Regions from separate parts of the Homo sapiens genome. Here regions 1, 2, 4 and 5 are each linked to region 3. A link is a contact called in ENCODE Hi-C or POLR2A ChIA-PET data. All regions are on one chromosome and are shown on one strand. The core of a region is the stretch at or near the end of the contact, and the rest is flanking DNA. Distances in the headings are between cores, read along the strand shown. Region 1 overlaps FOCAD (focadhesin). Region 2 has its middle 18 kb from the start of MLLT3. Region 3 has its middle 210 kb from the start of SLC24A2. Region 4 holds the start of FOCAD (focadhesin). Region 5 overlaps MLLT3 (MLLT3 super elongation complex subunit).

What was found. Hi-C counts contacts between places; a loop is a spot of excess contacts on that map. ChIA-PET counts read pairs that join two places held with the same protein, here RNA polymerase II (POLR2A). Pooled maps may share reads with other maps.
Region 1: a pooled map shows a loop between it and region 3 (2.8-fold over the local background). The contact joins two enhancer-like sites. A Hi-C loop is called at or near these places in 1 of 37 single-sample maps with no recorded cell type and 2 of 50 pooled maps. POLR2A ChIA-PET finds 5 or more read pairs at or near these places in 2 of 52 experiments (PC-9 and activated T-cell).
Region 2: a loop to region 3 is called in a map with no recorded cell type, with 20 times the contacts of the local background. The contact joins two enhancer-like sites. A Hi-C loop is called at or near these places in 3 of 37 single-sample maps with no recorded cell type and 3 of 50 pooled maps.
Region 4: a pooled map shows a loop between it and region 3 (13-fold over the local background). The contact joins the promoter of FOCAD here to the enhancer-like site in region 3. A Hi-C loop is called at or near these places in 10 of 50 pooled maps. POLR2A ChIA-PET finds 5 or more read pairs at or near these places in 5 of 52 experiments (BJ, activated CD4-positive, alpha-beta T cell, activated CD4-positive, alpha-beta memory T cell and 2 more).
Region 5: a pooled map shows a loop between it and region 3 (7-fold over the local background). The contact joins two enhancer-like sites. A Hi-C loop is called at or near these places in 6 of 37 single-sample maps with no recorded cell type and 12 of 50 pooled maps.

The regions. Positions count from the first base shown.
Region 1 is chr9:20,977,929-20,983,244 of GRCh38, reverse strand. It overlaps FOCAD (focadhesin), which reads right to left. Exons shown (of 44, transcript NM_001375567.1): 37 at 4,791-4,906; 38 at 1,559-1,819; 39 at 799-888. Among named protein-coding and RNA genes, the nearest start is that of HACD4, 51 kb to the left of the region's middle. Within about 2 kb of position 1,647, at least 8 of the 41 ENCODE cell types and tissues checked have a DNase peak (open chromatin) inside an H3K27ac peak, as active enhancers do.
Region 2 is chr9:20,637,864-20,643,116 of GRCh38, reverse strand. No RefSeq gene overlaps it. Among named protein-coding and RNA genes, the nearest start is that of MLLT3, 18 kb to the right of the region's middle. Within about 2 kb of position 2,501, at least 2 of the 41 ENCODE cell types and tissues checked have a DNase peak (open chromatin) inside an H3K27ac peak, as active enhancers do.
Region 3 is chr9:19,995,996-20,001,179 of GRCh38, reverse strand. It overlaps a transcript of SLC24A2 not described here. Among named protein-coding and RNA genes, the nearest start is that of SLC24A2, 210 kb to the right of the region's middle. RefSeq lists an enhancer at 681-1,880. Within about 2 kb of position 1,964, at least 4 of the 41 ENCODE cell types and tissues checked have a DNase peak (open chromatin) inside an H3K27ac peak, as active enhancers do.
Region 4 is chr9:20,681,511-20,686,448 of GRCh38, reverse strand. It overlaps FOCAD (focadhesin), which reads right to left and starts at 2,190. Exons shown (of 44, transcript NM_001375567.1): 1 at 2,156-2,190. It overlaps FOCAD-AS1 (FOCAD antisense RNA 1), which reads left to right and starts at 1,699. Exons shown (of 2, transcript NR_121601.1): 1 at 1,699-1,881; 2 at 2,908-3,147. RefSeq lists an enhancer at 1,748-2,488 and a silencer at 1,888-2,587.
Region 5 is chr9:20,556,483-20,561,920 of GRCh38, reverse strand. The region is part of intron 2 of MLLT3 (MLLT3 super elongation complex subunit); the gene reads left to right. Among named protein-coding and RNA genes, the nearest start is that of MIR4474, 57 kb to the right of the region's middle. Within about 2 kb of position 3,085, at least 5 of the 41 ENCODE cell types and tissues checked have a DNase peak (open chromatin) inside an H3K27ac peak, as active enhancers do.

The DNA.
Region 1 (5,316 bases), core at 398-2,897, 980 kb before region 3:
TCACCTGGAGAGACAATTAAAACATAGACTCCTGGGCTCCGTCTGCAGAGTTTCTGATTCAGTAGGCCTAGATGGGGGCTCAAGAACTCACATTTCTAATCATTTCCAAGGCGATGCTGATGCTACTTATGCAAAGACCACATTCTGAGAACCACTGCCATATGATGCAGAAATTCAAGGATCTGATTGAATAGGCAAACCTGCCATAAAGTAAAATAAATGACACGAAGTCCACCAGCTATAAGGGAGCTCACAGTTCTCTAGACCATTGGTATTAGTTGGTATGCAAAACTGCCATTCAAATACAAGTGTGTCATTTGGCATGTACTTGTACTAAGAAATGATTCATTATTGATCTGCAACTCAAATTTAACAAAATATCTTGCATTTTGTTTGCTAAATCTGGCAACTTTACTGATATGCTACTTTTTGCTCATTCATCGTTTGACTTGGGCATGGGTGTGGGAAATAAATTATCCTGTGTCAGGGCTAATAGTGCTTGCTTTTCAATCAACCACCTTCTTCATTCCTAAGGATAGGATCAGGTGAAGGACAAAGTGGGAGAAATCGGGTTAAAAAGTTATTCATCCATCTATCCATCCATACAACATTTGTTAAGCACCAACCACATTAGTAGGCTGAACAAGAGGCTCAACAATGTAAATGAAATATAGTTTCCTGAAATTAACCAATAACAAAAATGAAGCAAAACTTGCTTCAGCCAAACACTGAAATCAATTATTCAATCGTAATTTCTGGCTCAATAATGAAAAAAGGTATAGAAAGATATGTTATTACCTTAGTAACCTGGGCGATCCGATTGGCATCATCATCTGTCATTTCTAAGAGGCATTTTGCTATGCTGATATACAGCTCTAGATCCTTTCTCTGATAAAGAAAAATCCCAAACATGTCAACAAACAGTGTAAAATAACAGGTCAAAATGTTCTGACAAATTATTAGATTTTCTTATCCCCATGAACAGCAGCTGATGAGATTTTAATTTTAACCAAACCAAAACATTTGGCCAATTTTTATCATTTTGAAGACATCTTTCCTGTTACTTTGTGTTTTTTTGTTTTGTTTTGTTTTGGCTATACATTTTTCTCCTTATCAAAATTCCTTCATCCCAAATAAATTTCTAACCTCTTTGTAAAATTACAATTCAGAGGTCTTTTGGGGGAGGGAAGGGCGATGCTAAATTGTTTTATATAAACAGTATATGGGAACTCATGCCCACGGATTCTCCAGGTGTAAAGCGTAAGGACTTCTGAGCCTTCTCGTCTTCTACAAGAGGCATTTGGTAAAAACGCCTAATAGCAAATTTCCTGGTGCAGCACTGGTTAAACTGCTTCTAAGCTTGCTCAAAACTTTGGTTCTAAATATTCAACCTCAATTTAGATCTTGGAAACAAATACACTCCTAGTAAAGAATGTGGTTATTTCTTGCTAGCCTTCCCACCCACATTCTTAAAACATACACCTCCCCACTTTGCCAAGAAGCCTTTAAAATATCCCAAACATAAATTGTCAGGAATGTAAATATTTTTGTTCCTCACCCGAATCTTATTTGGCAGGAGGTCAAAAATTTTCCCAGTAGCTTCAGAGAGCAGACTCCAGAGGTGGTGGGCAGGGCTGGGCAGTTTCATGGCCTGGCTCAGACCGTGTAAAGCACTTGGGCATAGCTCAGGACTTCCAAGTGGGGAAGCTGCTTTAAAAACTGCCACCATTAAATTTTCAACAAAACCCAGGATCTGTTCATCAGAGATGTGTTTTATCCACAGAGGTGCAGATATCAGGAGATATCTCTTGGTATTCAGCTGGAAGTAAAACAGAAGGGGTTGAATGTAAATAGGCAAGTCTGGGTTTGCAATGTTCAAAACCTGTACATCATCACTGTGTTTGAGGGTAGACTGAGAGATAAAAGGTTCAGGTTACTTCCTTCCCCCTTCATTTTCCCACAGCTTCACGGTCCAATGGGCCACCAATGCATGTAATTTTGGCTTCTGCAGTTACTTCTGATCCAGGGTGAATCATGTGTTTATATGGGATCTGCCAACCCATCTGTGAACTACTCAGCTTAAACCTTGGATGTTTTCAAGGTTTCAGTGACGGGAATAAAATGCTACTTCTGAAAGTACATGACAGTTACTTTTCAGTTTTAAAAGGTCACATTCTCTGGCAAGAAAAGCTCTGGAAGATGAAAGGCTCAACTGCTGAAAATCAACTAAACAGAGCATCTGATACTATTAATTTCTTCTTCTGAGAAAAAATAAGGAAGTAATAAGGAGAAGTGACATGCTGGGACCATTTATGACCAAAGTAAAACCACCAGCTGAGCACGTAGAACTGACCAGGCACCTTAGAGTTCATGAGAGCCAAGAAAGGGCATGTTAGTAACAGCTCTGTTATATGACAGACTTCAACCAAGTGGGCTTCAAAAATTCTTAGGAACATAAACATGCTACTAAAGGGGCAGCAAGTCTAAAATAAGTGATCTAAAAATAAAATCTGGCAAAATAAGTGATCTAAAAAGTAAAATCTGGCAAAAACTTTTTTGTGTGCTATTTTTGTTTTTTCAAGATAGCACACAAAAATAGGGGAGGGACAGAGGAACAATGTTTTCTGCAAATTTCTAAAAAGATCAGTGTAGTTGCATGAGTTTTCTCAAGACCTCATTTTAAAGAATATGCCATCTCAGATCATTCTATATTTAAGAAAATGAACTCACAAACTTAATTTATTAACCAAGATAACAATAAAGATAAATAATCAAAGACAAATGCACAGAGTAGCACAGATCTAAAAGATAAATGAAAGGATAAGTAAAATTTAGGAAAATTTCGAAGGCCAACCCAACAGGCTGGAAATAGGTCTGATTCAAAAGTAAGAAGGAGTGAATAGAACAGGGCTTTGAACTCAGATAGATAGAGCTCTCTCTTTTATTAGCTAGGCAAACTTTGCTTGACCTCCATTTGCCTCAGTTTATAATTCTGTTAAAATGGAAATAATAAAATGTATCTCTCAGACATGAAACAAGACAGACATAAAAAAATTCATATTGTATAATTCCATTCTAAAGAATTTCAAAAATTTATATGAAATTTATATATAATTTATATAAAATTATATAAATAAAGGTTATTTTAGAAAGGCAATACTACAAATAGAAAGCAGATTGGTGGTGGCTTGGGTCTGAAGCTGGGAGTGGGGAATGACTACAAGCAAGCACAATGGAACTTGTCAGGTGATGGAAATATTCTTGGTGATGATTGAAAAACCTGTAAAGGTACTCAAATTCATCACATTTTACACTTTAAAACAGCCATATTTTAGGCTATATAGATTATAACTCAACAAAGCTACTTTTAAAACTGTCCCGTCAGGCTGTAGAGAAATTAAGTCTGATTTCTGTAAGTACTCACTGAGTGCTTGCAGGTACCAGGTGCACAGCAAGGGCTCAGTAAGTGGCAGGCAGCTGGGAGCCACTTGGAGCAGACAGGTGGAATGAAGTTAATACCTGACAGAAAGATGCAGACCTTGATAACATCCACTTTCAATTAAAGACAGTGAGGAGGAGTAGGAAAGGTTTAAAAAAACAAAAACAGGCCCAGCGTGGTGGCTCACACCTGTAATCCCAGCACTTTGGGAGACTGAGGTGGGCAGATCACTTGAGGTCAGGAGTTCGAAACCAGCCTTGCCAACTTGGTGAAACCCCATCTCTACTAAAAATACAAAAATTAGATGGGCACGGTGGTGCACACCTATAGTCCCAGCTACTTGAGAGGCTGAGGCATGAAAATCACTTGAACCCAGGAGGCGGAGGTTGCAGTGAGTCGAGATTCTGCCACTGCACTCCAGCCTGGGCTATGGAGCGAGAAACTGTCTCAAAAACAACAACAAAAAAACAGAAACAAGGCTGAATAGGGACAAAGGCCAAGAGACTGAGGAAATGATAAGAGGGCTTTGCACTATTCTCAAACAATTAAAGCCTCCTAGGACAGAAGAATAGTCCAGATTATGGAGACAATTAAAAGATGACAGCATTTAACTTACATCAACTGGTAAACCTCTAAAGAATCATGGAATATGTTTTTCTGTTCTAGTTTGAAACCTAATCAAAATTATACATCTTTACTAACTTTACATCTTTAAACTCTCTTGCCCTATTCTTCCTATCTGCCCTTGGCCTATACGTGAAAGGTGCTAGCCCCCTCTATCAAAAACACCAGACTCGGTCATTGCTTTCTCAACGCTTTGCTCAAGCTAAACAGCCTAGTAGAGATCTTTCATGCTCTCCACTTACACTCTCCCACCTACATCCCCTGGTCCCCTTGATGTGATACCTAACCAAATCATGGCCCACCTTAATTGCTGCCTCCTCTGGGAAAGGGGAAGGATAATACATGGATAAGTCCGGTACATATGGATTTCCTTTCTCTTAATATGTACTGAAATAATTACATATACTATATAATCAAATAAACATAAGTTCAAATAATTCCACCACTTTCTAGCTATATGATCTTGAGAAAGGAACTTTAATATCTCTGATCATCATTTTCCACTTTTGGTAATAAATGGTAGCTAAAGCATGAACGGTAATGGCTATGGCAGGGTTCTGAACTATATAATTTTCCAATATGCAGGCCAGCTACTATCAAACCCTCGATTTTTGTGAAGATCTCATCTGTCTCCTCTTGACTTTGAGAACACACACCCAAATGAATGTTAATATCCTCCTAAAGAACAATATCCTCCTGTTGGCCAACACCCTTAGTTACTACATACACTCAGACTGTGGATCAGTGGTGGTGTCACCCACAAGCCCAATAGTGCAGCTGCATTCTGGGATGACTGTGCCTGGGTCACCATAATTTCAAGGCACAGTTGCTGGATCTCTTCACCTGAAAGTCAAGAAAGGAAAAGAATTGAATATATAGTTACTTTCCTGACTCATTTTCAGGCTTTAATATCTCAAATCAAAGCATCTGCTTATGTGACTTTTGCAGGTAACAGAACTTCAGTAAACCAGAAGAGATATTTCAAGAGACTTGTTAGTTATGAGGCAAAATAACATGTCCAATGGCATCACAGTCCCACCTTGGAACTAGCAATGGGCTTGAACTAGATATGGGAATTTCTCTTATGATATCCAGAGGAAACTACACACTCAAACACTATCTAAAATATGAGAAAATTCTAGCTAGTAATCTCTGGATCTCTGTTTTTCCCTTCTCTCCATCTCATATGCAGACCATGAAGAAATATATCAAGGTGTGGAATGGCTTAAAGATAGAGCCACATTCTCTAGTCA
Region 2 (5,253 bases), core at 1,252-3,751, 640 kb before region 3:
TAATCATATGGCCACAATTAGCTGCACAGAGGCTGGGAAATGTAGTCTATATTTGGGGAATCGTGTGCCCAGCTAAAGCTCTATTGTATAGAAAAACAGCACTTTCTAACACTAAGGTTTACTAAATATGTCTCATTACTTCAGATTTCTCTCCTGATGTTCACACCTAGTTATTCAACTGTTTACTGAGCATTTATTTATTCCACAAATATTTAACTGCGCTCCTGTGTTACCAGCCACACTAACAAAGATGCTTTTTCTATTTAGATGTTATTCAGAACCCTAACATGTCCAAAGCTGACCATTCCGCATTCCCTAAACTTTCCTCCTTCCTATCTAGGTTATTTGCACCATTATTCAACCAGCTGCCCAACTCAGAAGTGAAGGTGTCTCATACTTATATTCTTCCCTCTCTCATCCAAACTGTCACCAGGCCTAATCAAATCTACCACCTAAACAGATCTCCATTCTAGCCACTTTTCTCCACATACCTCCTTTTAACTGTCGTCTAGGACTCAGTCCTCTCTGTTTTTGAAATTGAAGTATAACATATGTACAGTAAATATGTGAAGTGTGCTAATATAAATGTAAAGTTTAATGGGTTTTACATATGTGCATACCCATTTAACCACCATCCAGATGAAGATACTTCTCAAGATTCTCTGTGTTCTTTCTCAATCAAGCACTATTTCTCCTGTTTAGATAGTTGTTTAAGCCTTTTCAATGGACACTGACCATCTTTCAGTTTCTTTATCTCTCTGTTTCTGACTGCCTGCTTGTCTCTCCACCTCTCTTTCTCTCTCTCTCTCTCTCCTGTGTGTGTGCGTGTGTGTGTGTGTGTGTGTGTGTATTTTTCCCTTGTCCCTGGGGCTTCATTTTACTTCTGTTCTCTCTCTTCCTTTTTGGCTGATAAATCCTTCTGTAACCCAGATCTCAGCTGAGATATCACCTTTATCAAGAAACCCTGTCAGTTGCTGGTATGGGGATTTGCCTAAATAACCTTGTTATGGTTATCTTAGCTTGGGAAAAGGAGAAATAAAACATGTTGAACATGTTTTGATGTAGAACATAGAATATATTTGTTTTGGGTAAACGAATTGGAGATAGTATTTTACTTGTAGGTGAGACCTGGTCACCAAAATATTTTCATTCCTAGTATTAGTTTAAACATTGCTGCTGTAAGTTAGCTATCACAGCAAATCAATAATATTTAAGTCATAGCTCCTTTCAGTGGATCTCACTAGTAAATAAGCCATTGAAAAGTATGACCATATTTATTTTTAGTGAACTAATGTTTTATAATATACATCTAGTAAAGTATACATAACTTAGTGAGTAGTCTGATGAATTCTGATGACTGTATACCTCTGGGTAACCAATATCCCAACTGGTTTCCAAAGTAGAACTTTTCCAGCACCCCAAATAATTCCTTTGTGCCTTTTTGGTCAATTCCTCTAAAATGCAGTTACTGTTCTAATTTCTACCACAATTCATTGGTTTCGCATGTGTTGGAATGCCATGTAAGTAGAATCAGATAGTATATGTATATTCATGTATTTTGCTTCTTTTGCTCAACATAACGTTTTTCAGATTCATTTATGTTGTTGCATATATGAGTAGTTCATTCTTATTTTATTACTGAACAGTATTCCAATGTAGTATATGTGGCACAATTTATCCATTTTACCAATTTTCATATTGGTGGACATACGGACTATTCCCTATTTTGGCCTATAACAAATAAATCTACTATGAACATTCTTACGTAAGTCTTTTTGTGAAGATATGTCTTTATGTTTCATAAACACCTAGAAGTTGAATCCAGATGGATCATAGAATAGGTATATTTTTATCTTTATTAGAAACTGTTAAACAGTTTATCAAAGATTGGTATTATTTTATACTCCAACTAGAAATGTATGCAAATTCTACTTGTTCCACATCCACATCAAAATCTAGTGTGTCAATCTTTTTAATGTTTGTCCTTTTAGAAGTGTGAAATGATTTCTCATTGCAGTTTTCACTTGCATTTCCCTAATGATTAAAAATGCTGAGCACCTTTTCTACATGTCTGTCCTGGAATCTTTAAAGTGTGGCTCTTGTTCTCATTCTTACAAAATGGTGCTGGAGCTCTAGCTGTCACTGCGCCGTAGGCAGAAGGAGGAACAAAGGGTCCAGATCTTACAGTCATGTATCTGCTGAGTCTTTCTCAGAAGCCTCACCCATGGGCTTCTCTTTCTATCTCATTGGTCAAAATTATGTCACATGCCTAACCAATCTGCCAGGAAGGCTGGGTAAAGCAATTTTTTAAGCAGATCTTCCAGGTTTCTATTACTGTGAAACAAACCAACTCAAAAGTTAATGGCTTAGAATGAAAATGTGTTTTTCTCACAAATAGGCCATTTGGGCAAAGCTTAGCAGAGACAGCTTGTCTCTGCTTCACTTGGCATCAGCCTAGAGGCAATTGTTGCTGGCTGCCGGCCAAGAAGACTCACACAGTTGGAACTGTGGTTAGAACACCTACACATGAGCTTTTCATGTGGGTTCTTGGATTCCCACACCACGATAGCTGAGTCCCAAGGGTGAGGGTCCCAAGAGAGACTGAGGTAGAAACCATATCGCCTTTTATGACCTGGAAGTCACACATTATCACTTGTGCTGTATTCTATTCATTGTGGAAAATACAAAGGTCTGCCTGGTTAAAGGGGAAGAGAAGTCGATTTTACAACTTGATCTGGGGGTGGCGAGGTATGGAAGAGCAAGTGGACCAAAATATTGCTGTGGGCTGGGCCCAGTGGCTCACGCCTATAATCCCAGCTCTTTGGGAGGCCGAGGCAGGTGGATCATTTGAGGTCAGGAATTTGAGACCAGCCTGGCCAACATGGTGAAACCCCGTCTCTACTGAAAAAATACAAAAATTAGCCAGATGTAGTGGCGCATGCCTGTAATCCCAACTACTTCAGGAGGCTGAGGCGGGAGAATAGCTTGAACCTGGGAGGCGGAGGTTGCAGTGAGCCGAGATCGTGCCACTGCACCCCAGCCTGAGCGACAAGACTGAGATTCCATCTCAAAAACAAAAAAAACAAAAAACAAAATATTACTGTGGCCATTTTGGGGAAATACAATCTGCTACAATTGGGCATGTTGCTTACCCCTAACTAAGCTGGGATTCTCTTCACAAGAAAGATGTGGCGAATAAATATTGGGTAGGCAAGCTGAGTTTCTGTCATGTTCTTTACACATATAACATTATAATTGTTTGCTTTCCACTAGACTGTAAACTCCATAAAGACAGCAGCCAGATTTGTCCATCTGTCTTTATTAATTATTGGTTCCTTAGGGCCTAAGGAAAAAAAAATAGGCATTCAAGAAATATTTCTCAATGAACAAGTATTAAACTAAATAAAACCATATATAGAATATCAGTTTTAGAAAATAAACTGTGATGAAACATTAGGAAAGAATGTAAAAATTGAAATTTTAAGTCAATAACCTGCCAGCCTGGAGCTGGGAGCTGTGGCTCACACCTGTAATCTCAGCACTTTGGGAGGCTGGGACAGGTAGATCGCTTGAGCTCAGGAGTTTGGGACCAGCCTGGGCAACGTGGCAAAACCCTGTCTTTACAAAAAATACAAAAATTTGTCAGGTGTGGTGGTGCATGGCTGTAGTCCCAGCTACTCAGGAGGCTGAGTTGGGAGGATCACTTGAGCCCAGGAGGTTGACGCTGCAGTGAGCCATGATTATGTCACTGTACATCAGCCTGGGTGACATAGTGAGACCCTATGACAATAAATAAGTAAATAAATAAATAAAAACCTATCAGGCTGGGCAACATAGTAAGACCCTATCTCTACAAAAATCTTTTTAAAAAATTAGCTGAGTGTGGTGGCATGCACCTGCAGTGGCAGCTATTTGGGAGGCTGAGGTGGGAGGATCACTTGAGCCCAGGAGTTCAAGGCTGCAGTGAGCCATGATCACAGCACTGCATTCCAGCCTGGGGGATAGAGTGAGATTGTCTCTAAAAAAAAGTCAATAACCTGCAGAAAGCCCAATAAACATATATGCTAAGGATTAAAACAAATCTCATTCTACTTTTTAAAATAAAAAACAAAATAAAGTGCTATTTAGTGAGGCAATCAGAGACCAAAAGCCAGTCCTTATGACTTTTCTATACATTACTTTACATTGGTTTAGAATATCCAGCCATTGACCATTATTTGCTATTGTTGGAGACAGTTTGGAAAATGCATGCTCCCTGATCCTTACTGGATCAGTATTGAGGTCAAGAATTTGTTCATTCTGTGAACTATCTCTTCTTCATCCTTAAGTACATTTTTAGCTTACATAGTTTAAAATCTTTATTTTCTCTTTTTATTTATTTATTGATTTATTTATTATTTATTTATTGCTTTTTAGTTTTAGAGACAAGGTCTCATTCAGTTACCCAGGCTGGAGTGCAGTGGCACTATCATAGCCCACTGTAACCTCAAACTCCTGGACTCAAGCAATCCTCCCACTTCAGCTTCCCGAGTACCTGGGACTACACGTGCACACCACCATGCCCAGCTAATTAAAAGAAAAAAAATTCCTTGTAGAGACGGGGTTTCTCTGTGTTTCCCAGGGCGGTCTCTAATTTCTGGCCTCAAGCAATCTTTCCACCTCAGCCTCCCAAACTGCTGAGATTATAGACATTAGCCACTGCACCCAGCCTTAACATTTTTTGACTTATGTTGTTTCATATATTTAAATATTTTCATCGTTTTCATTGGTTTCATATTCCCTTTTGAAGAGCTCTTCAATGTTTTGTTTTTCTTTTTCTGGTCCATTTAATAACTAGTTTGCCAGTAACCATGGCTTTGCATGGCACGTTCCTGAGGACTGTGACAAATATTCTCATACTGTGATCTGATTATATCATACCTCTGCTCAAATTTTTTCAGTGGTTTCTTGTCAGGCATAGAAAACTCTTAATCTGTTGAGCATGAACAGAATACCCTTTCTGAGGAGATTCCTCATCTCCCAACACTTTCCTTCAGTCAGACCTTAGAATAAGTATAGCTACTGAGCTTGCCATACCTTCTCCTTTCTCAGTGCCCCCCCACCCCCACCCTTCCTAGTGTCTTTCCAGGCTGAAGGAAGAATATCTGTTAAATGTTTGCTCCCAATTTCATTCTCATCCTTGTGACACCCTCTCCTCATCCTTGTGATAAACTCTTACCCTCCAGTATCATCTCAAGTGTTAATGCCTCAGTT
Region 3 (5,184 bases), core at 715-3,214:
CAGGGACAATGCAGGCTCTGCCATCAGAAACGAAGTGCTGATCCTCCAGGCTTTAACTTTCTCCTTTGTGGCCCACAAAATGCAACTGCCACGTTTGCATTTGATTGTTTATTTTTAAAGTGAGGGTGGGCCCATTAGAGCAATGGATGGGGAGAGAAAGGGCCTCAAAACGTGATCTTTGCTCTTGGATACCAAGATAATATTCATCTTACTATCCATTAGGGTCAGATGACCCTTCTAAGCTTAAAAAGCAATAATTCCAAGTTATGCTTCCTGCCTCCTTCCGTCCTCCACACCCTCTCATACATAACTTTTCTGTCTCAACAGTGATCCTGTTTTTCCCATGAAAGTTTTCTCTGTGTATAGAGGAGGAACAGTCTCACATTTTACTGTTAACTTAGTCTCTAGGGCATGTATATTTCCTGTCTTTATGCTTAAGGCAAAACTGGGGTCCATTCTTTAGTTCAAAATCAGAGCCTTAAAATTATATAACACTGACACATAAGAAACTCCAGTGCAAAAAAATGTGGCAGATATGGAGACTGCGGGAGAAGAGATCCATGTGTCGTGAGTTCCTGATCTTCACTGAGCTCCTACAGCAGTTATTGTTTGTTGCCAGGTGGTCTATTCTCAGGGCCGTTTGTGTTCTGATGTTTCTCCCTTGTCCTCCAATGAGACTGGATAAACTTTTTGAAGATAGAGTTTATACCTATACAATGTTTATCAAGAACTGGCACAAAAGTCTCTGAAACTCCAGTTGAAGGTATGTTTTCACCCTCTGATGATTATAGGGCAGTCTGGATCCAACCTGCCTAGGTCAAATTCTGTCTCTGCTACTAACTAGCTGCATACTAGCTACTTGGGCAAGATTCCTCCAATTCCTTATCCATAAAATAGGGAACTGTTATGAGCAAAGTCCATGTAATATGCTTAGCACAGTTTCTGGCACCTAATGGTACTTCAAAAGGTGAAATAATAATGTTCATTAAGTGCCAACCATTTCCATACATACTAGTTTAAAATCTTTTAAAGTAGGAATTATTACCTCCATTTTACAGCTAGAAAAATAGTAAATCAGAGAAATGTGGTTTTTTAGTTGCAGATCGATCACAAAGTGAGCAGCAGCACAGGTCTGTGTAACCCCAAAGACTGAGACTCCAGCACAGGTCTGTGTAACCCCAAAGACTGCAGTCTCTGAACCTCTCCACACTGTCTTGAACATTCAGGCCATTAAGACCCTGAACTGGGGAACTCCTAGTCTAGCTCTTTAGTCACTTGGCAAAATTGCCACCAGTGACCCGGATGAAGAGGTTGAAAACAGGCCCCTTCTAGACTTTGATTCTCAGCCATGGGTGTTGACTGCTTTGTGCCTCCTGGGTCCCCCTGATGAAACTCTGTGACTCTGGCTCAGGATGACTGTAAGGCAGGACACAGGAGGTCAGCCCTGTAATTCCATAACTGCTCACTCACTGACTGCTTAGTGAGAAACCATGATGACAGCTGGGATCCTTTCCGTGATGAGTAATTACCCTGTCACACAAATCTATTTAGACCACATCCTTCTGGGGTACAACCACCAGTTGATTTAAAATGCAAACCTTTTGTAGCTCATTGCCATGAGGATGAAATATAGAGTTTACTCAGACTTTTCTTTGTTGGAGTATTTATTGTAAATCATTAGTTACTATGAGTTGCTACCCATACATCAAGCAATTCCTACCTAGCCCTGAGTGCTGAAAGAATTCTCTGTGCTTTTCTAGAAAAGGTACCATTTGTCCAAGAATATAATTACTGTATACTTTTTAAAAATCCCAAGCTCATATATTTGTGTAGAGAAACTCAGGCCCAAGGACACCCAATTAACTGGGAACACTCAGTGTGGTTTTCAATACAGGAACCACAAGTCTTCAGGGATGTTAATGAACATGGATAATAAATGCCTCACCTACTACTCAGGCTTCCAGCCAGGGAGGCGAAGGAGTGACAGGCAAAGCCGTGGCTCCCTGCTCCAAGTCTTGCACTAAACACTTTATATAGGTCTTTAATTCTCCCAATAGCCCCAGTGGGTAGGCATTAGCATCTTCATTTTACAGATGAACAAATTGGGGATCCCCATCTTACACCATGAAGCAGTGGAACCAAAACTCATACTGAAAATAATTGACTTTCCCAAGTCTCTCTGCTATATCACCACACACAAAGAGACTTGCAGCCCCAGCTAGCTTATTTCTGGCTTCTGCTGGTCTGATTCTTCTGTGGGTGGCTTTAGAACAAATAGGATGGCTGAGGTCCCCCATCATCAGGGCTGCCGTTGAACATGAAGGAGGAAAGCTGCTATGTATAGCAAGCATTTTTATCTTGCCACCAACAAAGATCAAGCACACAAAATCTGAATCCCCCCAGGGGTGGGAGAAGGAGTGAGTTTCTATTTCTCCCAGACCATTCTGTCCAGAGCACACAGCAATATGGGCAGACAATTAGTATGAACGGATTTGAGCAAAACAGCAAATCTGATTGATGCTGAAAGCACACCCATGTGGGAGCACACAAAGGGATGGAGAAGAGGGGTGGTCATAGGAAGCGGGGCCTGCTTAAAAATTCTAATCCTCATAAGCTTCTGAGGAAGCTGCTCTTTTCACTGGGCAGGTTTTTAATATTTATTGCTGGGGGCTGTTTTAATCCTAATGAAAATAGCATGTCCCTAGGAAAAGAAATGCTGGAGCTACAATGAATGAATGTGGCTCTGGCATTTAAAATGTCTCACAAGGCTCACAGAGGGTAGAGGTGACCCGGAAGTGAATCATTGACAGGCTTCAGGAAGTACTGCTGCCAGAAGGAAGTTGAGCTCAAAACAGGGTATGTGTGGGCGAGTTCAGGCTGAGTTAACCCCTGAATGGGTCTGAATGGAAGACCCATTTCTGAAGAGGGGCACACTCAGAGTTCATCTGCCAGAGTTTGAATCCTAGCCCTGCCATGTCTAAATCTCAATCTCCCATCTCTAAAATGGAGAAAATGATAATTACAGATTTTGTTGTTTCATTGTGAAGACCAATTGAGACAATGAATGTAAATTACTTACCACAGCTTCCGGCACAGAGTAAGTGCTAAATAGTGAGAGATGCATTATTATTAATATAATTTTTATTATTGTATGGCTTATCCTTAATAGTATTGGCTTTTTTCCCAAAAATATAAGGATGCCAGGTATGAACTAAGAGATAGTAACTAGGAGGGCCTATTGGAAAGAGCCAGAGAAAATTAATGCTGAATCTTCTATTGATAAAATTCTGATTCAAATCTGATTCAAACTGAGAAGGAAATAAGAGCTTCTCTTTTGCAGTGAGGGACACAGGCAAATTAACTATTTATCCAAATACAGTTTCATTGGCAAATAAAATGTGTTGCCTGAGTCCAACCATGTCATCAAGTAAGATCTCAACAGAGCTGAATCTGTGTGTAATTCTGAAGACTGGAGTTTGTCTTGCTCACTCCTAGCTGCTGTTGTACGCCTGTTTTTTCATGAGTGGAATCATTTCTAACCACTCAGTAAATTCTCTCTGTTTACCTCTCCCCTTCTATAATAGTGGATCTGTGACTGGGGTTTCCCTTTCTGTTGTTGGGTGAGTCTGACACTTGCTGAGAGTGTGCTGAATGATCCTGACCACCTCCTCTGATCTTCTTGGGCTCACAAATGGGGACCTCAGTTCCTCACTCCAAGGAATAGCTTAAGAATGTAAAAGGTATCATGACCTAAACTAATATGGTACGTCCACTTCCATATGAAAGTCAAAATCAAAGTTGTATCAAACTGTAAAGTAAACTTACTTTTTGAGGTGACATAAAGCTTAAATGGGTACTGGAATTATCTTTATTCTAATTTCTCTCTTTCTCTTTCTCTTTCTTTCTGTGCCCCTGCTTTGCTGGTTCCCTAAACTCACACCTAGTCTGATTATTGCAAATCTAGCACCAAGACCAGATTCCAAAAATTATTAAGAAGAAACAGTAAAATTGTGATGACTAAGTTCTAAATCTCTCTTCTTGTCTTGAGGAAAATGCTCTGTGCTCTCTCTCGTAATTATTCTCAAGAAGCATGCCTAGTTGAAGAGCTCAGCAAATTGTTTGCTTTTTTTGCCTTTTTTTTTTCACCATCTTTTGCCTGCAATAATGGACAGTCTCCCAACTCGTTGTCTCCCTCTCTTTTGTCTTGTTCTCCTTTACTTCATTCTCCATGCTTTTACCACTGAGCGCTTTCTAAAATTCAAATCTAATAATGTTGCTACTTAGTTTAATACCTTCTAATGGCTCCTTATAACTAGAGCTACAATTCTCAAACCAGGGAAACGTACCACTTGGGGTAAGGTGTTACTCGTTATGGAGGGTGTGAAGGCATAGGATAATCATGATGGATCTCCTTTTTTTTTTTTTTTTTTTTTTGAGACGGAGTCTCACTCTTGTCACCCAGGCTGGAGTGGTGCAGTGGCACCATCTCGGCTCACTGCAACCTCCACCTCCCAGGTTCAAGCGATTCTCCTCCCTCAACCTCCTGAGTAGCTGGGATTCCAGGCACCTGCCAGCATGCCTGGCTTAGTTTTGTATTTTTTTAGTAGAGACAGGATTTCACCATGTTGGCCAGGCTGGTCTTGAACTCCTGACCTCAGGTGATCCACGCACCTCAGCCTCCCAAAGTGTGGGATTACAGGCATAAGCCACCGCACCTGGCATTGATGGATCTTCTTTAACGCCAAGAGTGATGAATGTGATGTATTCATATATTAACAAATATAAATATGTTACGGAGTGGAACACATAATCGACTCAAATATTAGAGACTAAATATGGTATTTCAGAGGAATTTCACAGGAGTCACTGGCTTCTGACCATGCCCCAGGACTTATGAAAATATTCAATCACTCTCCTAAAACAGAATAGAAAAGTTGGTGAAGCATTACCCTGAACAGTAAAATCAAACCCTTTGATGCAAAGAAAATTCTCTGAAATCTGAAGCCAGCCTTTTCTTCACAGCACCATATTTCTTTCCCAACTTTACCCTATCTGACACCCCATGCTCCTTACATAGTTCATGCATGCACAGTTACAAGCATCTTTGCTAATTTTACTCTTCTAGCTCTATGTCTCTGAAACACCTGTCTTGAAGCATGCATCTTCTTAAAAAGGTTGAAAGTA
Region 4 (4,938 bases), core at 941-3,440, 690 kb before region 3:
CTTGATCAGGTCCATTTCTAGAACTGAAAGATGTAACACCAACGCGGAGGGATCACTTGAGGTCAGGATTTCGAGACCAGCCTGGCCAACATGGTGAAACTCCGTCTCTACTAAAAATACAAAAATTAGCTGGGTGTGGTGGCATGCGCCTGTAATCCCAGCTACTTAGGAGGCTGAGGCAGAAGAATCACTTGAACCTGGGAGGCGGAGGTTGCAGTGAGCCGAGATCGCAGCACTGCACTCCAGCCTGGGCGACAGAGTGACCCTGTCTCCAAACAAACAAAAAAATAGCAAATGCAAAATTTTAAGAAGTTATATTTTCTTAAATTTTCCAAACTCCTAATAGTGATATTAACAATTTAATTCAACTAATCACTTGTGGACAATATCCCAAAAGTATCATGAAGCTAAGAATATTATGTCTCAGACTGTTTCATAAATCATTTTAAACGGGGAAAAAGGCCAAACGATTTACCGGTAAGCACCATCAATCAATCAACAAATGAAAAACTCTGGTTATACGTCCATGAAAATTTTGATTTCAAACTATTTATTACAGGGCGCGAGGCTGTGTTCCGCCTCCTCCAGCTCCTCCTGATAACCTTTTGGTTATCAGGCGTCAACTGGAGACAACAATCAGTTAAAATCCAGTAAATTTGGGGTTAATGAAACAAATGTTAAAATAGATATAATATTGATAAACATTAGCCAAGAGATGGTAACTACCTAACATTGATTAAGTAAGCAAATAATCAAGGCAGAGGTTTTAGCTTCCACTAATCTATAAAAGCAAGTGAAAATGCTTTGAAAATTGCATTTTTATGCAATTGTTTCAATATCATACCTTTGTATGTAACATTAAAAAGCTCATGATTACTTCATTTCAAAATTCAGATGAGTCACAGTGCTTTCTACGCAGGAATTGGATGTGAATCAAAATTGTAAACATGCACTTGCTTGGTAGTCAAAAAGTGAATGTGGACAGATACAATGTTCGTTGACACAGTAAAACATAATCATAAAATGCATCCTGTGTTTTTAAAATAGTTACTTCCTGTTAACACAGTTCAGGAAACATGCCATCTACCCTCCTCTCCTGGAAAATCTCAAAATTATACTAATCCCATTCCTCTTCTTACAGATAGGCCACTGAAACCTGGAGTCATTACTGATACAGTTATCAGGATTACACCCTCAGAGCCACGATGGTTTCAGGGATACTAGAACCTGAAAATAACAAAAAAAAAAAAAATTTCCAACTCAAATCTAGACAATAAAACTAACATATAAACTGGAATAAAACGCAGGAAATGCCGATTTTAATACCTGGTATGAGGCTGACCATTAAGGCATCCATCAAAAAAGTTTGGAATGTATGAATGAATGACTGCATGAAATTGGCAGGATTTCATTCATTTCAAAAGCTCCAAATTCAGGAACCACACTGAGATATCAGGACGCCACAGCTGAAACTAAAACTCATGAAGGGTAAATGCAACATAACTGCACGTCTCCACGCGTTAGCTGCTGCGAAAATTTCAAAACATACATCTAACATACTCTTTCTTCAAGTAATTGCCGCAAGTGCGGACGGAGCCAGAGAACTAGGAGACTGAAAACAGGCCCTGCTCACCCATAAGCCTTTGCATTATAAGTGGACATGATCTGAGTGAGTCACCGGGAATGAGAAGGAGACAGTCACCCCAGGCCAGGCAGGACGCGGCCAGAATCTCCTGCTCTGCCCCCAACTAGGGAACCGGTCGAAGGAGAGTGGGACGACTGCAACCTGCTGCAGCTAAGTATGCAAGGATCGCGCCGACCGGCTTCCGAGTCGAGATCCCACTAAGTCCCACCGCAGTCACCACAGCCAGCCCTGCCCAGGTATCTCGGAGCTCCGTAACCTCAGAAGGCCTAGTCCTCCAGAAGCTGAGAGCCCCAGCAGGACCGGACGAGGGCAAAAAGCCCCCTCCCGGCTGCCCCTCGCCGCGACGCGGCCCTGCCGCCACATGCTCCACTGCCCCGTCTCCCAGCTCAGCCCCAGCCCCGCAGGGCCTCAGCCGCCCTCCATGCAAGCCGACCGGGCCGCAGGCGGCGCGACCCGGCGGCTCCCGAGCAGGGGTGCAGCGGTGGCAGCCCGCCGCCCCGCACGGCTTACCTCCCTTCTGCCACAAGCTCAGCCCAGCGCCGGCTGCCTGACGTGGCCCGCCCCGCCGCCTCGAACGCCCGGGGGCGGGGACTGCAGGAGAGAGCCAATGGGCTGCATATCGCGAGGCCCTGTTCCGCCTCCTCCGGCTGGGGCCCGCCCTCCCCGGCTCGCGCGCACGCGCGTCTAAGGCCCGGGCCGCGCACTGCGGTTGAAAGGCGGCGTGGGCGGCGGACCCGCGCTCTGCAGCCGAGCTGGTGCGGGGAGGGCTGCGCGCGGGGGCTGGCTGTGGAGCAGCACCGCAGTGAGGAGTTAGCCCAAGGAAAATCAGATTAAAGGAAACTGCCTAGAGATGCCACTGCAGCGTGCCCGGGTAGTCCTGTTGGCAGCCTGCCCCTATGCAGCTTTTGGCAATACAGAACAGCTTCTTGGTATTTGGAGATTTTGTTTCTCGGGGGAAATAAATAATACTGATAACATTAAGGATTCAGAAAATTTAAAGCAGACAGCCGACTTGCCGCGAAGACGCTTCGTTCTTCGCCTAATAGCTACTTGGTGTCTTTACTTCATTTGGCCAACACATAACACTGCAGCTCTCCACGCCACTGTGGTATATCCACTTGTTAGATAGTCCTGAGGTAGTTCTAGCCCAAGTGTTTCTGCTGATCTAATCTGGGGGGAATTGGCGCGAGTAATTATTCTGTTACGATTTTGCGCAATACTTACTGAATGATAAACATGTATTTTCTCGTGGGGCGGGGCAGGGGCTCCCACGTGAGAAGGCTGTAACAGACAGACAGCAGCCACGATGAAACACGCTGAAAAGAGCCAGCAGAAAAAAACGAGGAGAGACTGGTATGACGGAGTGGAATTCCGGTTGTGGATGACAGAATGGAAATTTTACGCAAGATGAAAGAGTTAAGACAAATTACTCTAAAAATATCTGACTTAGTTGTTTCTAAACCCTGGGGCACCCTTAGGAAAAAATAAAAATAAAAAAACAAGTGCCTGGGCCTCATCACTTGGTTGAAAAAGGTCTGCTGCCAGATCTTGACATTGATATTTTTCTAAGTTTCCAAAGTCATTTTAATGTGTAGACAAGAAGTTCTGTTTCTCATTTGTAGGAAGAATTTGGTTCCCCATCACCTCAGAAAAGTAATTATGTATCACAGACCGTTAACAGTTTTCCCAATAACCAACTATGCATTCACCCTCTAAGAATTTATCTAAATTAATCTTGGGGCCAGGTGGGGGGGCTCACACCTGTAATCCCAGCACTTTGGGAGGCCGAGGAGGGCGGAGTTCAAGACCAGCCTAGGCAACGTGGTGAAACCCCATCTCTACTAAAAAAAACATACAAAAATTAGCCCGGCGTGGGGTTGCGCGCCTGCAGTCACGGCTACTCTACTCAGGAGGCTGAGGCAGGAGAATCGCTTGAACCCGGGAGGCGGAGGTTGCAGTGAGCCGAGGTGGCGCCACTGCACTCCAGCCTCTGATGGAGTGAGACTGTCACAATCAATCATTCAATCAATCAATATTGAACCTACTTAAAGTTATTCAACCTCTGTTATCCTTTGCTTCAAAGGAGTTTTATAAGGCTTATAATTCCCTTTTTATGGACTTTGATGATACTCTCTTTCAGTCTTCCAAATGCACCAGTATTTCTTTTAGGACTATTTTAATATTTTTTCTTCTATTCCTATATTTCTTGAGGCTCATTAGTCAAAATTATAATTAAACACATAACTCTGTAAACAGCGCTGTTCTAAGTATATAAATTTATTTAATCCACAGAACAACTTTATGAGGCAGTTACAGTTATTACCCACATTTTATAAATAAGGAACCTGAAGTACAGCAAGTGAAGCATCTTGACCAAGGTCATGCACCTACCTAATGGCCAGGCCAAAACTTGAATCCAAGCACCCTGGTGCTCAATGAGTAAACGTACTGCCTCTGTTGTAGAAAGCCTGGTTTTAGGAACACACAGGGAAATGCCCATTTAAAGAATGATATTGAGTCTACTTTTGACACCGTCTTATTATGTTCAGGCTGCTATAACAAAGTATCTTAGACTGGGTAATTTATAAACAATAAAAATTTATTGTTCACAGTTCTGCAAGCCGGGAAGTCCAAGCAAGGTGCCAGCAGATTTGGAATATGGTGAGGTTCCATTCCTCATGGATGGTGCCTTCTGTGTATCATCACAGGATAGAAGGGGAAATAGATTACCTGAAGCGTCTTTTATAAGGGCACGACAGGAGTCCTCATAACCTAATCACCTCCCAATGGCCCCACCTCTTAATCCTGTTGCATTGGAGTTTAGGCTTCAACACATTAACTTTGGGGGACACAAACATGTAGGCCACAGCAGACACCTATCCTAGATTCAGATTTTGGGCAGGATTGAGAAACTTGACCATTAAACTTGGAGCCTAGAACCGATTTGACTGCTTTTACTGCAGATCTAGGGTTAAGCTGGAAGTCCATGGGCTCACCCCCTCCTTCTGGGGTATACTCCTTCCATACAGGAACTGCAATTCAGCAGGGATCATTTCACCTTTTAATTTATTTAATCTAATGCTATACCAGGCACTGTGGTAGGCACAGGAGATACCAAGATGAAAGACGTATTCTAGAGCCTTATGGAGCCAGCTCATTCTGGAGACCAAGTCAGCAGCCACCAGATTTATTTTGACAAGACTAGAGAGATAGGCTTTTAGAACTAGAAAGGATCTCAGAAGTTGCCAGTTCATGACAAAGTTTTCTCTGACAAATTCTGAAGTTAAAAAATA
Region 5 (5,438 bases), core at 1,836-4,335, 560 kb before region 3:
AAAACTCTACATTCTTCAAAAGGATCAGAGAAAGTTAATTATAGTGATACGCAGCGAGTAGGACAATCATAGCTGTTGGTCTGTCCCAAAGCCTACAGAGGGTTCTTATTTCATAAGCAGAGATAATTTGTTTTTCTCTGTGTGCCATATGGTTTTGCAACTGCAGAGATCAAACAGATTTGTGGATGTAAACTTCAGTTCTGTACTTAAAAAACTTTGAGTCGTGTGGAGATTTTCATAATGTGCTTGAATCATTGATGCCAACCAGGTCTGTTGGAGTCAAGGATCTCTTGTCAGTTCTGTAAGCAACCATGTGTGGTGGTTTTTATTTGCCTTGGACTTTAAAGACAACTTTGGAAAGGAAACTTGGACACAGATTGTCAACTGGAATGCAATGATTGTCTTTTGCTATAAGGACGATGATTAAAACCAGCAATCATTAGCATAGAAGGATAATAGTTCTGAGGCTGCCCAGGTGGTCTCTGGAAAAGATTGGAGTTTTTTCTTAATCAGAAAAGTTTTAATTACACGAATTTATTTTGGGATTAATTATTTTGGGGATAGTCTTCAGAATGAAGAGTTTGAGTATCTTGATTGCTATTTTTAAAATGAGAAAAAAATGTAAGTGTGCCAATGATTTCCCTCATTTTTTGTCTATATATATAGTGCTCTGTCCTGCTGGTCTCAGTGTATATAATTTTTAATACAGTGCTCCATTGATCTAAAGTAGATACATGTTAACTAGAGAAATAAAATGCATGTGCTTGTGCACACACGCGTGTGTGTGCGTGCATGCATGTGTAACCTGGAGAAAAGTACAGGAGGCAGCACACACACACACAAAATAAAGTAGATACATGTTCCCTGGTCCCTTTGCTTTTCAGTTATAACATTTAACAGTATACCTAAATTATCTAAACTGTCTCAATTTATAGATATAACATTTGATAGTGTCTAATATTTCAAATATTTCGAGGTAGCTAGAAGAGAGGATTTGAAATGTTACCAATACGTAGAAATGATAAGCATGCAAGGTGATGACACCCCAAATTCCCTGACTTGATTGTTACACAATCTGTATGTGTAAAAAATACTCACATGTACCCCATAAATATGTAAAATATTATGTATCAATGAAAGAAAAATAATAAAAATAGAATAAAAAATTTTTTAATAAGAGTGTAAGGCTATCCTCTCTGCATAGAATGCTGTCTCCTGTTAGCCCACAATGCTCCCCGCCCACAATCCTTAAAATCTTAGATGAAATGTTATTCCCTGAGGACCTTCACACCCAGCTTCTTCTACTATTAGGTTTTCGGGCACACCCTATATCTACTTCTTTTGTGCATCAACATCACGTTTGTAAAAATTCTTTAATTTTGGCTTACTCCCTTGCTGTTTATCTAGCTCCAAAGAGCAGGAACTGTTTGTCTTGTTTTTGCTCTTTTCCCCAACTCATGGCTCATAATGGGTGCTCAGTAAATATGTGTTGAATGAATGACAGTATAGTTGGTATAAATCATGCTTATTTAGTATGTAAGATATAATATGTTTTCTTTTGCTAATTTTCGTATACATCATCTTTCAAAATAGTAGTTGTGGCTTTTTGCCTCCTTCTTTTAAAAATGACTACATACCTTCTGTTTGCATGTATTGAAGGGATCTGGTGTCTGGGTATCCAGATGTTATTTCTGATTTTTTTTTCTTCACTTTAACTTATGCATGGCAGCTATTATTTTGCTATTTCCCAGGCTTATAATTCCAGAACCCTCAGCAGGAATAAGCAGACAGTAATGAATTTCTATGTCAACTTCACAATATGTTTCATTTTTGTTGGTACAGAAAACAACACCTGAGACTGCTTGAAAAGTACAGGTTTATAGTGTGAGCTTTTAGGAATCATGTTATCCAAGTCTCCCTTATTTTATATCTGAAGAAACCAGTGGCACAGAGAATGTATCTGGTGTTGCCCAAAGTAAAATGACTAGTCTGGTTTGTGTTTACGTAGGGTTAAGAACATAGTCACTTGCTTCTGTGTTAGTACTCTTGCTGCTACAAAATCCTTGTATTTGTCAGAAAGTCAGTCTTTCTTTTTACCAAAACTATGTTGTGCATATTGAACATTCAGGAGTGACTATTCCATAAAATATGTATTTTATGCTCTCTCAGGCAGTGGTGATAACAGGTACACAACATTTGACAGCACAGAGTAATTTATCCTACATGACTCAGGTGGAGGAGGCACTCAAATTAAAGGATGCCATGTGATGCATTTCAAAGGGGTGAAGTGATTTGGCCAAAGGCTCTGCCATAGTAAAATTGGTCACCATGCCTCTGCCTACCCCTGCAAAAGGCATTGGCTTTGAAATAAATATCCCCATATAATAAACTCAGCAACTTATCAGATAAGTTAATGTGGAGTGCCAAAATAAAGAGAAGTTTTATTCTTCCGGAGTGCTATTCTTACCCTTTGCACTGGTGTAAAATGCCCCCACCCCTCTGCTTTCACAAAAACAGCTTGGAAACTGGAATGGCAACTTGAACACCACTTACTTTAACCAGTTAACAAAAGCTTTGTTTATTTTATGTTTCCTTTTAATAGCAAAAGTTAAAAGTGTCTCAGCTTTTAAAAGTACTCATACATATGTTTTGCAAAGGAGTATCCTTTGCTCTCTTTAGGAACACAAATATTCCAAAATACTTATATCAGTATTTTAAAATGGAATCGTATTATAAAGTATAACTTTACTTTTATATAAAATTATTTTTAGTAAAAACAAATTAGCAAAACTGCTCAGTGAATGATTCCCGAGAGACCATATCCCATGAAGCCCCATTTTCCTGCTACAGGGTTCCTGGGCCATAAAGGTGGACCTGGAACAGGATAAAACAACCATTGTGCTACAGTCTACCCTCATCATTCAGCCTTTTAGTGAAAAAGACAAGCAGCCGTCAGGGTGATTCAGACCCTTCACCAGGACTGTGACTAAGCTATGAGAAAGATGCTCTCCCCTTCCTTTCTGTTTGTAATGCTGGCAAGTTTCAAATCCGAAACAGTTTGTAGTCATGGTCCCAGTCTTGTGGAAACAGAGCTTGCTGATGCAAATGATGCCAACAGTTTCTCATAGTGGGCAAAGTAAGTATGAATTGCATTTGCTAAGTGATATTCCAGGGATGTCCTTCAGGCAGTGGTCATAAAACTACAGTGTACTTAAGAATTCCCTGGGGGTTTGTTTAAAAATGCAGATTCTTGATCTCTACCCCAGACTGAGTCAGCCTCTCTAGGGGTCCAGGAATCTGTATTTCACACAAATATCTCAGCTGAGTTTAATGCTTTTGGGTGCTGTTGAATTGATAAGAGCCTATTCTTCAACTTGGCAGCTGAGGATGTGATGCTGGCTTGCATTTAGGCACAAGTGAGGTTTAGGTTTATTGCAATGAAAAAGTTATATTGCAGTTCGGGTTGGAAAGATGCTTCCTGGTTGGGTGCAGTGGCTCACGTCTGTAATCACAGCACTTTGGGAGGCTGAGGCAGGCAGGCAGGCAGATCACTTGAGGTTAGGCACTTGAGATCAGCCTGGCCAACATGGTGAAACCCTGTCTCTACCAAAACAAAAACAAAAACAAAAAATAATTGCTTCTGAAGGCCAAATATGGGGCTGCGTTTATTAGGGCAAATCATTTGTTAAAAAGAAACATTCTTTCCTGAAGATATGATTTTGGGGATGGTTGTTGTAGTGGTCGCTGAAATCAATGGTTCTGTGTTCATACACCTGCCAGCCCATGTTCTCCAGAGCTGCTGTTTAGTACTGTCCTTGGCTTCCTTCTTGCAGCCTCTTTTTCTGTTTTCAACCAACTGTAAAAAGTGAACTACAGCCAACTGTAGGCCTGAACAACTGGAGAGGAGAGGAATAGGCAGTGATGTCTGTATCAATCGTCTATCCAGTTATTTTTTGGTTTTCTTTGGTTATCAATATAGGTTATCCCCCTCTAATTATTTTCCATGTATTGTCTCTTGATTCAAGATAAGGAATGAATGAAGCCCTGGGAATAGAAAGTGTGACCTTCTCCCAGCAGTTTCTTCCCAGGACTTGCCCTCTCCCGGTACTTTTTGCCACTAGATTTTTCTGTTTCTGAAACAGGGTAGAATTACTCGCTAATTAAAATACCTTTGCTAGTGTTTCTCTTCCTTAACCCCAGTTGATTTACACAGAGTTTTTATGGACCGTATTATATTCTCACTAGTGCCTTTCTCTAGGAAGGGACTAATGGGGTTCATAGATATTCTTGTTTGTTTCTTGCAAGTAAGCAGTGCCCTGAAATAGGTGAGGAAGTAGCAATTTATAAAGATGTGGGCTAGTGTCTACACAGTAAAAATCTGGACCAGGTGTGGTGATAGTCACTGTAGTAGAAATTTTGGTGGGGGCAATAACGATGATGTGGCAAAAACTGTCAAGCAGGGCTTTAAAGGTTTTAGCTATATTAATTCATTCAGTTTACAACACCCCCATCAGGTAATGTTGATTATAATTCCCATTTTAAAGATGAGGAAATTGGACCACAGAGAGATTAATTGGCTTAAACTAGTAAATTGTAGAGGCAGATTTTGAAACCAGGTAACCTGCTACCACATTCCATGCCCTCAACCCCACTACCCCACTATGTTATTCTGCTCTCCTACCAAATTAGCAGTTCACAGCACCTGACCAAAAGCCCCTGCTTAAGGAAGAATGGTGGAATTTGAGGAGGACTGGGTCTGTTTTCTTGGTGGTATGAACAGGGGCCAGGAGGTGGGAAAGTGCAAAGCTTGTGGAGGAAATGATGTTCCTGAGACTCCAACTGCAGGTGCAAACCGAGGAGCTGTTGTTAGTTAAAGACTGGAACAGTAGGTTGCGTTCTTCTTCTGAATCGTAGTCATTGAGTGCAGACCGACTGCTACTGGTATAGCTCCATGGTCTTCAAATCTTGTGCTGATTGCATACGTTGTCATTATAACTTAGGTTGTTTCAAAATACGTAATTTGGGGCATATTGTAAAAATTGGCTTTTAAAAATAGGCCTTTTACATAATATACTTAAGTAGAGCTGATGAAAAATCTAACATTGTCATACCAGCCACCATTCATTAAAAAAATCAGTGAACAAGCTCTTTAATTGGAAACTTATCTCTCCCTGTTTACTTGAACTCTTTTGTTATCTTATTTCTCCCCCAACTTTTATTTATTTATTTATTTATTTTGAGATGGAGTTTTGCTCTTTCGCCCAGGCTGGAGTGCAGTGGTGCGATCTCGGATCACTGCAACCTCCTACTCTTGGGTTCAAGGGATTTTTCTGGCTCAGCCTCCTGAGTAGCTGGGATTACAGGTGCCCGCCACCACGGCTGGCTAATTTTTATGTTTTTAGTAGAGATGGGGTTTCACCTTGTTGGCCAGGCTGGTC